Regions from separate parts of the Homo sapiens genome. Here region 1 is linked to region 2. A link is an interaction called in ENCODE POLR2A ChIA-PET data of the cell type or tissue named here. Cell type or tissue: GM12878. All regions are shown on one strand. Links, peaks and the distances in the headings refer to the core of each region. The heading gives the core; the rest is flanking DNA.

Region 1 (5,385 bases), core at 117-5,116, 100 kb after region 2:
CCTCTCTAAGTCTCCGTTTATTCATCTGTTAAAAAAAGAAAGAAAGAAAAAAGAAATAATAACGAATATCCACTTCACATGGTTACATTGAGAAATAAATAAGATAATCCACATGAAAGTATCCTGCAAGCCTTTGCTACTGTGATCTCCTGCGCTGCAAATGGGAGGGTTTCACCAGCCCCAGCCAGTCTCCACAGCCGTGACAGATTTGGTTTAACGTCCTGGGAGACAGAGCTTCACACGATGTCCCCTAGAGCCTAAAGGCTGGTGGGGGGACTGGAGCAGCTGTTTGTCAATGGGGAGAGGTCAATGCTTCTGGACCAGAGGCTGGGCTCTGCCACATCCCCAACATGGAGCAGCTGCTCACATGGTACAGTTGAAGTGACGACCCCGGAGCTGCCCTTGAGCCCTTTATCACCCTGGACTTGGCCATGGCGTCTGCCCCCGCCCCCCCCACCCCTGGAAGGAGATTGTCAGTTTCCTTGTCCTTTTCTTTCAACTTGTAGCAGGAGGACACCCTGGAGGCAGGAATGGGTGTGGCTTTGCAGAAGAAGTTTTCTGGCAGCCTGGGGGGTTGCAGGAGGGGATCCTTCCTCTCCCTAACAGCCTTGAGCCAGGGACTTTAAACAACCCAGGGTGGATTTTCTTTCTGTTTGCATTTGGGCTCCGGGAAATTAAGCCTGATGTGTGGTCCTCCCAGGCCTTCCTGGAGAGGATCCCCGCCTTTCTCCCTTCCTCCCCAGCCCATTTATTGTGTAGCCCTTGTGGGCTGCTGGGTCCATCGGTGGCCAAAAACGTTTTTTTAAATCTGCTAACAAAGAATACTTCCTCTATCTCACACTACACTGAGGAACTATAAACTTTCTAACAGAAATGGGAGATCAGGAGTCAAAATATGGAACTAGAAAAAAAAATAAAAATAAAAAACCCAGACTATTTTCTTGGAGGGTTTGCTGTAATTTGCACAAAGGGCTGAGATCTGTCTCGCAGTGACTCCTTGTTGGAAGGCAGCTGCCCCTCGTTGGGGGCAGACCATCCTTTTCTTTCAGGTCCAGCGACTCCCTGAGGCTCTGAGCTGAGGAGAATCCCAATCATCCGCTGGGAGCCTAACCCTGCCTTTATAGATGCAGTATCTGAAGGGAAATGACTCACCTAAGATCATGGCTGACTGAACCTTACCTTTCCTCTCCCAGGAGGAGGATGTCACACCTCATGTTTCAAAGTTAGAACTGTGCGCAAATCACCACTATGTGATGTTGGATGCAACGGATGCAACTCTCTATATATAAATATATATTAGACACTACAAAATAATAGGAAAGAACAAAAATGAGTGTGCATCCAATTTGCTTCATAGAAGCCACGTTTTATTATCAGAAAGTTCAATGTAGGATGTTTTGGGGATCAAAGGGAAGCCAGCACATCCATCCTCTCGACAAACCATCTTTACCCTAAACTGCACAGCCTGAAATTCAACCCACCTAATAAACCCACTTTTAGTCTGAGAGTACACACACACACACACGCACACATGCATATATAGATATCTATATATCTATCTATATATTTATTTATTTTTTTGAGATGGAGTCTTGCTCTGTCGCCCAAGCTGGAATTCAGTGGCACAATCTCAGCTCACTGCAACCTCTTCCTCCTGAGTTCAAGCAATTCTCCCTCCTCAGCCTCCCAAGTAGCTGGGATTACAGACACCCATCATCATGCCTGGCTAATTTTTGTATTTTTGTAGAGACGGGGTTTCACCATGTTGGCCAAGCTGATCTTGAACTCCTGACCTCAAGCGCTCTGCCCCCCTTGGCCTCCCAAAGTGCTGGGATTACAGGTGTGAGCCACCACACCCGGCCTTATTTATATTTTTTAAACATCACAGAAAGACTTGGCCACAGTTTAAGGACCTGTCTTTCATGTGACTAATGGGCATCCAAGTCACTGATGCGATTTGAAGGACTTGGAAGAGGCCGCCCTGCACCCTAAAACTCTCCCCCAGCGTGCTGGCTCTGTGTCTGAAGTTCTATCATAGGTCCTGCTGCACATTCTTTGGTTTGGCTTTGTGTTTCTGGGGTCCCCAGAAATGGTTCCAGCGTGCCAGCTGAGCATTTGTCTACCATTAAGCCACTCAAATTCCAACTCGAATAACCACAACTTTTCCTGATTTTCCCCATTCCTGTGCACTTGTTTTCTTCTAATCTGCATGGTTGGTGTTTTGCAGTGCTCTGACAGCCAGATGTCACGTGTCTCTCTCTTGCTACCTTCAAGATGTCTCATGCGTATTAAGCAAACATGACTAAGAATGACAGTAATGCCCATTTACTTTAAAACAACTGTTATTTTTATGTTATGATGTCCCCCTACTGTCATTATCACTATGCTTATACGATTTTACACAGGTGTAATCAAGGCTTGGAAACTGTTTTGTATTCTTTATTTACCTGAAATTGTTTCATATGTACTTTTCCACAAATCTACTTAAACTTCCGTATTATCTTTCCTTTTTAGTTAATATTATTTTACCTCTTTTATTTTTCTTTGGAGAAGGCATCATAGCTCAAAAACTTCCTTATTATCTTTCTTTCGTCTCTTTTCTTTTTTTTTTTTTTTTTTTTTTTTGAGATGGAGTCTCGCTCTGTCGTCCAGGCTGGAGTGCAGTGCCACAATCTCGGCTCACTCCTGGGCAGTGGCACAATCTCGGCTCACTCGGCTCACTCCTGGGTTCAAATGATTCTCCTGCCTCAGCCTCCCAAGTAGCTGGGATTACAGTCGCCCGCCACCACTCCCAGCTAATTTTTGTATTTTTAGTAGAGACGGGGTTTCACTGTGTTGGCTAGGCTGGTCTCAAATTCCCAGCCTCGTGATCCACCTGCCCCTGCCTCCCAAAGTGCTGGGATTACAGGTGTGAGCCACCTCGCCCAGCCCCTTATTATCTTTCATAACAGCAATGTGCTATTCCATCAATTTAATAAAACAAGTGTACTTAACTGTTTTCTTTTGTTGGGCATTTGGACAATTTCCAGGTTTTCATCACTGTGGATCATGCTGCTATATTTTTATATAAACAGCTTTTTTAACTTTTGACCAACATCCTGGGGATGGCTTCCCCAAAATCCCTTTGGATTTTGAGTTCATGGGAGAAAGGGACTGCACTTGCTGTTTCTTTGACATTGCATACTTTTTTTTCTTTTTTCTTTCTTTTTTTTTTTTTTTTTTTTTTTTTAATTACAGACAGGGTCTCCTCCCTATGTTGCCCAGGCTGGTCTCAAACTCCTGAACTCAAGTGATCCTCCTGCCTCAGCCTCCCAAAGTACTGGGATTACAAGTGTGAGCCACTGTGCCCGGCCATGACATGTCATACTTCTTTTTTTTTTTTTTTTGATAGAGTCTCGCTCTGTTGCCAGGCTGGAGTGCAGTGGCATGATCTCGGCTCACTGCAACTTCCGACTCCAGGGTTCAAGCAATTCTCCTGCCTCAGCCTCCGGAGTAGCTGGGACTAGAGGCGCGCACCACCATGCCTGGCTAATTTTTGTATTTTTAGTAGAGATGGGGTTTCACCGTGTTGCCCAGGCCGGTCTCGAACTCCTGAGCTCAGGCAATCCACCCGCCTTGGCCTCTCAAAGTGCCGGGATTACAGGTGTGAGCCACTGCACCCAGCCGACATGTCATACTTCTTATGTCCACCTCTCAACCCCTGATCTCACCTAGGAAAGAAATCTGCTCATCCTGAGGGCTCTATGCTTGTGCTGACTGATATTGCAGAGGGATAGCCCTGTCTTTCTTACTGTCTTTAAAGAAAGAGATTGGTGATCTTTCTTTAGGAAATACCCTAATCCTTAACAGATTTGGCTGCCAGGACACATTGTCCAATGGTGGTTGGAGAAAGACCCTCCCAGGAATTACGGAAAGAAGGACTCCCCAGTACACTAGGCTGGCTGCCCACACATCAGCTGCAGAGTTTGACGTGAATAGTGCTCCTTGAGAACTGTGCTGGGTCCTTTTATTTCCAAGCAGTGAGTGATGAAGACAAGGAGTGGTTCTTCACCCCAGCAAAAAGGGTCCTGGACTGAAAAAGTCAATGGCTTCGGTGCTGAGCCAAGGTCAAGTCTGATTGTGTTTCCAGGAGATCAAGAACATTTCATTTTAAGCTATATATATTCAATAAACAGAAAAAGAGGGATTATGTCCTATTAGTGGGACTCCTCACAGGCCCTCAACACTGTAACAACTGGTCTGTGGGGGCAGGATGGGCTCTTAGAGTCTCTGCTCTGCCACTTACCAGCTGTGCCTCAATGGGCAAACCACTTGACCTCAATGATTTCCTTGGAGGCTACACAATGGGGACAATGCTGATGCTAAGGGACTCCACAGAGTTATTGTGAAATTATACAATGTAATATATGCAAAAGTGCTTTGTAAATACTAAGCAAATGCCAAGGATTTCTGTTACTGGTATTTGGATGATCATCATTGGCTAATTGGAGAACACTTCCTTTGTGCTTCTGAATGGAGGCTGTGACCTATGGCTTCTCTTTTGAATATCAGGTAACTGAGCTTAACAGCTCAACCTAGTCATAAAACAATATGATTTCAATCACCATGATTGAATTTTTTTTTTTTCTTTTTGAAACGGAGTCTTGCTCTGTCACGCAGGCTGGAGTGCGGTGGCATGATCTCCGCTCACTGCAACCTCTGCCTCCCAGGTTCAAGCAATTCTCTTCCCTCAGTCTCCTGAGTAGCTGGGACTACAGGTGCATGCCACCAGGCCTGGCTAATTTTTATATTTTTAGTAAAGACAGGGTTTCACCATGTCGACCAGGCTGGTCTCAAACTCCTGACCTCAAGTGATCCGCCCACCTCGGCCTCCCAACAGGCGTGAGCCACTGTCCCTGGCCAATTGAATGTTATTTTATGTGTAAGACATTGAGCTTCTGTGGAAAGAGAAGAGAGAGTTACTCACTGTGTGGGAGACTCTTCCTCATCCATTATGTTATTCAATCCTTACCACAACTTTGCATGATAGATATTATTATTCCCCTATAACGGAACAGAAATTACTTGGGAAAAGTCACCTCTCTGTACATGCCACAGCCTGGGAACTGAACTCTGTCTGACTACAGGGCCTATGTTCTCACCTTGATATTTTGTTACGTCTTTGTCCCTAGGACTTCAATGTAGATGGGCAATAGGTCAAGAGACATAGACAGGAGGTACCAGAGGAGGGAGAAAGGGCAATAATAGCTTACTATATGCATCAGTTAGCTATTGTGCATAACAAACCACCCCAAAATGTAGTGGCTTAAAATAATATGCTTGTGTTTAGCTCTTGAGTCTGTGGGTTGATGTAGTGGTTCTTCTGGTCTAGAACAGCTTCACGTG
Region 2 (5,385 bases), core at 122-5,121:
TGTCTAGAATTTTTTGGAAATTCTAAAACGAGTATTTCCATGAGCGTTTCTTACTAGTGGTGTGATCTATATAATGACATTATGTTGAGAGAGGTTTGTATATTTAGATCCCTCTTTTGCACTCTAGCTACAAATTTTTGTTTACAAACTGGTAAGCCAAAATATTAAAGCTACACTTGGTTGCTCTGTTCTGACTGTGTTAAGAACACGGGTCTAGGTGCACTGATTGGTTTCTGGTTTAGCAAGCACACCTTGACTTTTGTATTATGGTGAAAGCAAATGCTTGTTAACTGTATAGTGCCTTTTAAAAAAATTCCTGTAGGAAGATATTAATGCTTAGAAAAATCAGTAGATTTGATTAATAAATCATCTATAAAAAACCTGAAATATTTTTCAACTTTCATTTCCTAGAGTGTAGTAAAGGCAGTAACTGTTAAACGTGAAATCAAATAAAGTAATTTGCACCTGGAAGAAAGCCTTTCTAAAATTATTTCTGTAGTTTCTAGCCACATGATTGAAAAATACAATAAATGTATATTATGTTATTACTTCTCATTTGCAGTTTTTATAAACTTTAAAGCAACTTCAGAGGTGCTAACTTGGGCCTTCTTTCTTCCCTCCACCTCCCCTTTTTATTTAAAGCATCATATCATTTATTATATTGGACCAGCAGGAATGAGTTTAAAGAGGTTGAGAACTGTTTCAGATTAATAACTTGGAAATATCCCACAGGAGTCACAGTATTGCTTATCTTGGATTAAGTTTTAAGAATCCAGTCATTGAGAATTATTTCTATAAGCTGCCATATTTAAAGTTGGAGTGAGGAAGAACCTTACACTGATCCACATACCCCAAAATTCGTGTCAGTGTACTTTATGGGGATCTTGTAGTTTGAAGGATGGCATGGTCCACAAGATAAAAAGCTTCATCATGACAGTCAATAAGTAATGTTCTGGGTTTACATAGAGTTTATATTTCTTTCCTCAAGGTTCTCAGTTTTTCATTTTCATGTATAAGGTATACATCGCTTTTCTAAAACACCAACAATGCTAGATTATTTTTGCTTTGATTTGCTTTGTTTTTTTCATATTCCTTTGAATGATTTAGTTATTACTTCTCTTTGTTTAATATTTTTTAAAGGGATAACTATTTATCCTAACTTTCTCTATACTGGAAAAACACCCCCTTTCCTTCCCCCATTTACAGGATTGTGCAACCTTTCAGTTAAACAAAACCAAAATTGTTCACTTGCTCAGTGTTCCACCCCCTTGAAATAAGCCACATAGCTCTCTATGGGTGTGGCCCAGCGTCTTTGGCTGCCACAGTTACTTGATCCCCTTATCTCATGTCACCCTTGGCTCCCTATATTGTCTCTTCATCTGGTTTCTTAGCTCCTCCTTTTCCCGCTTCCACCGAGTTTTTGTACTGCTCCTGTCACTTTGCTTCTCAGAAGTTCAGAAGCAATTGTCATGAGCTTTTCCACCTCCCCCCCTCCTTTCTCTGAATCTTCTGAGGAAGTTACAGTTGGCCCTCCACTTCTGAGGGTTTCGCATTCTCAGATTCAACCAACCACAGATTGAAAATATTAGAGTAAAAATACAGAATAACTACTTACATAGCATTTACATTGTATTAGGCATCATAAGTAATCTAGAGATGATTCAAAGTATTCAGGAGGAAGTACAAAGTTTTATGCAGATACCACTTCATTTTATATCAGAGACTTGAGCATCCTGGATTTTGGTGGCCATGGGAGGTCCTAGAACTAATCCCTGATGGATACCTAGGGACAGCTGTACATATACACTGTCCAAAGAATTCATTGAGGATTTCCTACTCCAGGATTAAACTCCTGAAGTGAACGTTTTGAAAGGCAAAAGGATTTTTTCTTTTTTGTCAAAGTTTAGATGTTGTAGGTGTGAATTCATTAGTATAAAGTACTTACAGCCCTTGCTTTATATAAAGTATATGCTCCTAAAAAGTTGGCTAGTGGCTGGTCATGGTGGCTTATTCCTGTAATCCCAGCACTTTGGGAGGCTGAGGGAGCTGGATCACTTGAGCGCAGGAGTTTGAGATCAGCCTGGGCAACGTGGTGAGACCTCGTCTCTGCAAAAAATAGAAAAATTAGCTGGGCGTGGTCATGTGAGCCTGTGGTCCCAGCTACTTGGGAGGCTGAGCTGGGAGGATTATTTGAGCCCGGGGAGGTTGTGGCTGCAGTGAGCCATGATCATGCCGCTGCACCCAGCCTGGGCAATAGAGTGGGACCCTGTCTTAAAAAAAAAAAATTGCCTGTATCTCAGTATAACATGGTTAAATGCAGGTGCGATTACTATTTAAGACAACCTGGCAAGGAATCTTTAAATAATTTACATAAATAATCCTACCTTAATTTTTCCATTTTAAAGGATTTTTCCTCTCAGGTTGTCATGATTGTATATGCTGTAAATGATCTGCATATTCTTCTTCATAAAAATGGAAGATTTGTTATTTATTTGTACTTCAGTGTGGAAGCATCTTAAACATTAACCCTGTGGCATTTTCTCATCAATAGTAAGTTGATCAAATGAGTGACCCAGTCTCAGCAATTTAACATATCATCCCTTTCAGCTTTAAATGTATATTTAATCACCTTAGCCCATTTTTCAATCCACAAAAGTAACCTTTCTCATATATCAACAGCTTTCTGGGCCAGTGAACCTTAGAACTTAAGTGCCTTACAAAACATAATGCTTATTAGTTGTGTTTTTTTTTTCCCCTTCCCACCCTCTCCCATTAAATCTACCTTGCTTATACTTGATGCTTTTAAGGATTTGAGCTCATAGGGTGTAGTATAATGTAGTGCCACCTTGACCATGAAATTTGTTTACTGACCTTAGTATTAACCTAGAACATTCTTATGCCTCTTTTCATGGTGATGTGGTGTCAGATTACAATTTGACTGGCTTTCAAGATAATTGGTCTTAATTATTTCTAAGTCATTGGTTAATGCAGTGTAAGAACAAGCATTGTTTAAAAAAGAATATAAATGGCTTTTGAGTTTCTTTTCTTAGCATGCAAGTCAGATTAGAGTGAAAGCAAAAGCACATGACACAAAACTGTGGTTCGCTAATAGATTGTAGGCTTCCTGTAGCTTAAATTATACACACCACAGTAAACTGTTACCCAGTGGCAATTTTGATTTCCCTTTTGTATTAGTTGTAATCTGTGATACTTTTATTTAAAGTAAAGCCATGTATTAAAAGTTTATTAAAACATATATTGTCTTTTTTTAATCTTTTTCCTCTTCACCCCATACATATATACTCATTCCTTTTAGACCAAGCTCCAGGGTAACTTGCCCTGTAACCTTTCAAATAGGCTCCTTTCTCTGAATATATCTGTAGTATATCTGTAGTATATCTATTATAATAACAGAGTGTGCTACAATTGTCTCTCCCTCTCCCCTGCCCCAACCCACTAAATTGCTAGTATTTTAGGGTCAGAGACAATGTCTCGTTCATTTCTTACATTTTTTACCATGATACCTGTTCACTTGTAGCATGTAATAGTAGGGGAATGAATAGTTAGTAGAATAAATGTATTTAAGAAAAAAGTAGAAAAGAAATATATGGTGAATTGATTTACCAACTCAGAATTTAAATATAAATTTAAAAAATCTAAAATCAAAGTAGGTTATGTGATCAGTACTGCTGTAGGTTGCAGAGAATAAATTGATACTCTACACTTTAGTTATGTTTGGGAGCAGTATGTATGATTCTGTAAACTGAAATCCCTCTAATATGTACAGAAGAAATACATTTACAGACTAGTTTTGTTTTTGTTTTCGTTACACCTTCTATCATGCCACTGAGTATATAGCAAATCTATCAACCATTGAGTGGAAAAACACATTAAGATGCTTGAAGGCAGGCAGAGTTATGCAGGGGTTGAAGGATAAAGATTGGGGGGTAGGGGTGCAGATAACCAAACTTGTCTCTCGCCCTGTCTTGGAAAAAGCTTACTTATCATATCTGAGGACTCTTAAAGCATTAATTTTAGAGGCTGGGATGTGGCTCTTGTCATATACAGGCAGCCCAAGTTCTACAGCTAGATCTCAGAGAAGCTGAGAGTGTTAGTAGGCCTACAAACACATCATGTGGGTTTTTTTTTTTGTTTGTTTTTAGTTTTTTGTTGTTTTTGGGGGGGGGGGGTGGGGAGCCAGCTTTGCCTCCTACCTATCCAACAGCAGTGTTTGAAGCTAAGTGCTTGAATTTGTTTTAGGAGGATAATTTTTAGAAACATTATTGATACTTAAATTTCCCAAGATTAAAAAAAAATTGGGGGAATGGCTTTTACTGGGTAAAGTATTTGAAACGTAAAACATATTTTTCCAAGTAAAATGATGTCTCATAGTTGGAAAAAGCAATTTAAAAATGCCTACAGAGCCCCATATCCTTAGATGGAACAGCTCAAAGCAAAAGTAACATTTTTAACAAATTGCAGGGGAGAGGGTTTCAGTCCAACAAAATAAAAAGGCTCTTTAGGTTTGCTATAGAACATTGTACCTATAATCAACAGTAATGTATACTTAAATTTAAGAGGATAGATCTCATGTATTCTTGCCACAGTTAAAAATAAAAGTTATACCTCAAAGATTTAGAAAGTAAAAACAAATTGCATGTGTCATGAATATTTCGTATATTGTGGCTATATTTCATTTTGTTTTTACTTGTTTTCTATTCCGTTTTAGAACTTTTCCCAAAACAGAAATTATTCATGATTGCAGATTTTTTTAATGGCACAAATAGATTTATTCTTCACTTTTTATTCTGTGCTTTTTTCTTTTTCATGTAGTCTGTGTCTTCACAAGGTGTTAATAAAATGCATAGTTTTCAGAAGTACTATGCCATCAGTAGAGTCAAAGCCATATTATGTCTTTCTACCTCTAGTTTGGCAACCTTGAAGATACAATACAACCTCACTAGTTTGGTGAATTTTTGTTTTAAATGGGGATCATGCCTAATCTTTAGACCTAATGACTTACTGAATTTCAACCTCAGCTTTAATAAGCTGAACTTACCAATCATTGTAGGTTATGTTGTGTACATTTTTTTATCCAGAAAAAGCCTATTTTGAACATTAACCATATTTCACTTATCCCCAACCTTGCCTTTTCTATAATTCTTCCTTTTTAAATCCTGGATTACCTGTTTTAACAAATAACCATCTATCACATATTAAATAGGCAAGGGACATTATTCATTTACCATGTATAATTTTATTTATTTATTTATTTTTAGACGGAGTCTCTCTCTGTCACCCAGGCTGGAGCGCAGTGGCGCAATCTCGGCTCACTGCAAGCTCCGCCTCCTGGGTTCACGCAATTCTCCTGCCTCAGCCTCCCGA

Evidence for each region. ChIA-PET counts read pairs that join two places held together with the same protein. Peaks named below come from ENCODE experiments on the same cell type or tissue, not always from the same donor. Only the 100,000 strongest peaks of a DNase experiment are listed, where the experiment ranks them.
Region 1: POLR2A ChIA-PET joins it to region 2 with 5 read pairs; 2 of 35 experiments call an interaction of 5 or more read pairs at or near these places.

Annotation. Positions count from the first base shown.
Region 1 is chr10:110,170,097-110,175,481 of GRCh38, forward strand. No RefSeq gene overlaps it. Among named protein-coding and RNA genes, the nearest start is that of MXI1, 35 kb to the right of the region's middle. RefSeq lists a silencer at 415-709 and an enhancer at 4,047-4,642. In GM12878, for the core only: no CTCF peak of the experiment used is centred there; no DNase peak of the experiment used is centred there; H3K27me3 peaks cover 120 bases.
Region 2 is chr10:110,066,804-110,072,188 of GRCh38, forward strand. The region is part of intron 1 of ADD3 (adducin 3); the gene reads left to right. Among named protein-coding and RNA genes, the nearest start is that of ADD3-AS1, 61 kb to the left of the region's middle. In GM12878, for the core only: no CTCF peak of the experiment used is centred there; DNase peaks (open chromatin) are centred at 1,448 and 3,091; H3K4me3 peaks cover 1,038 bases; H3K27ac peaks cover 4,947 bases.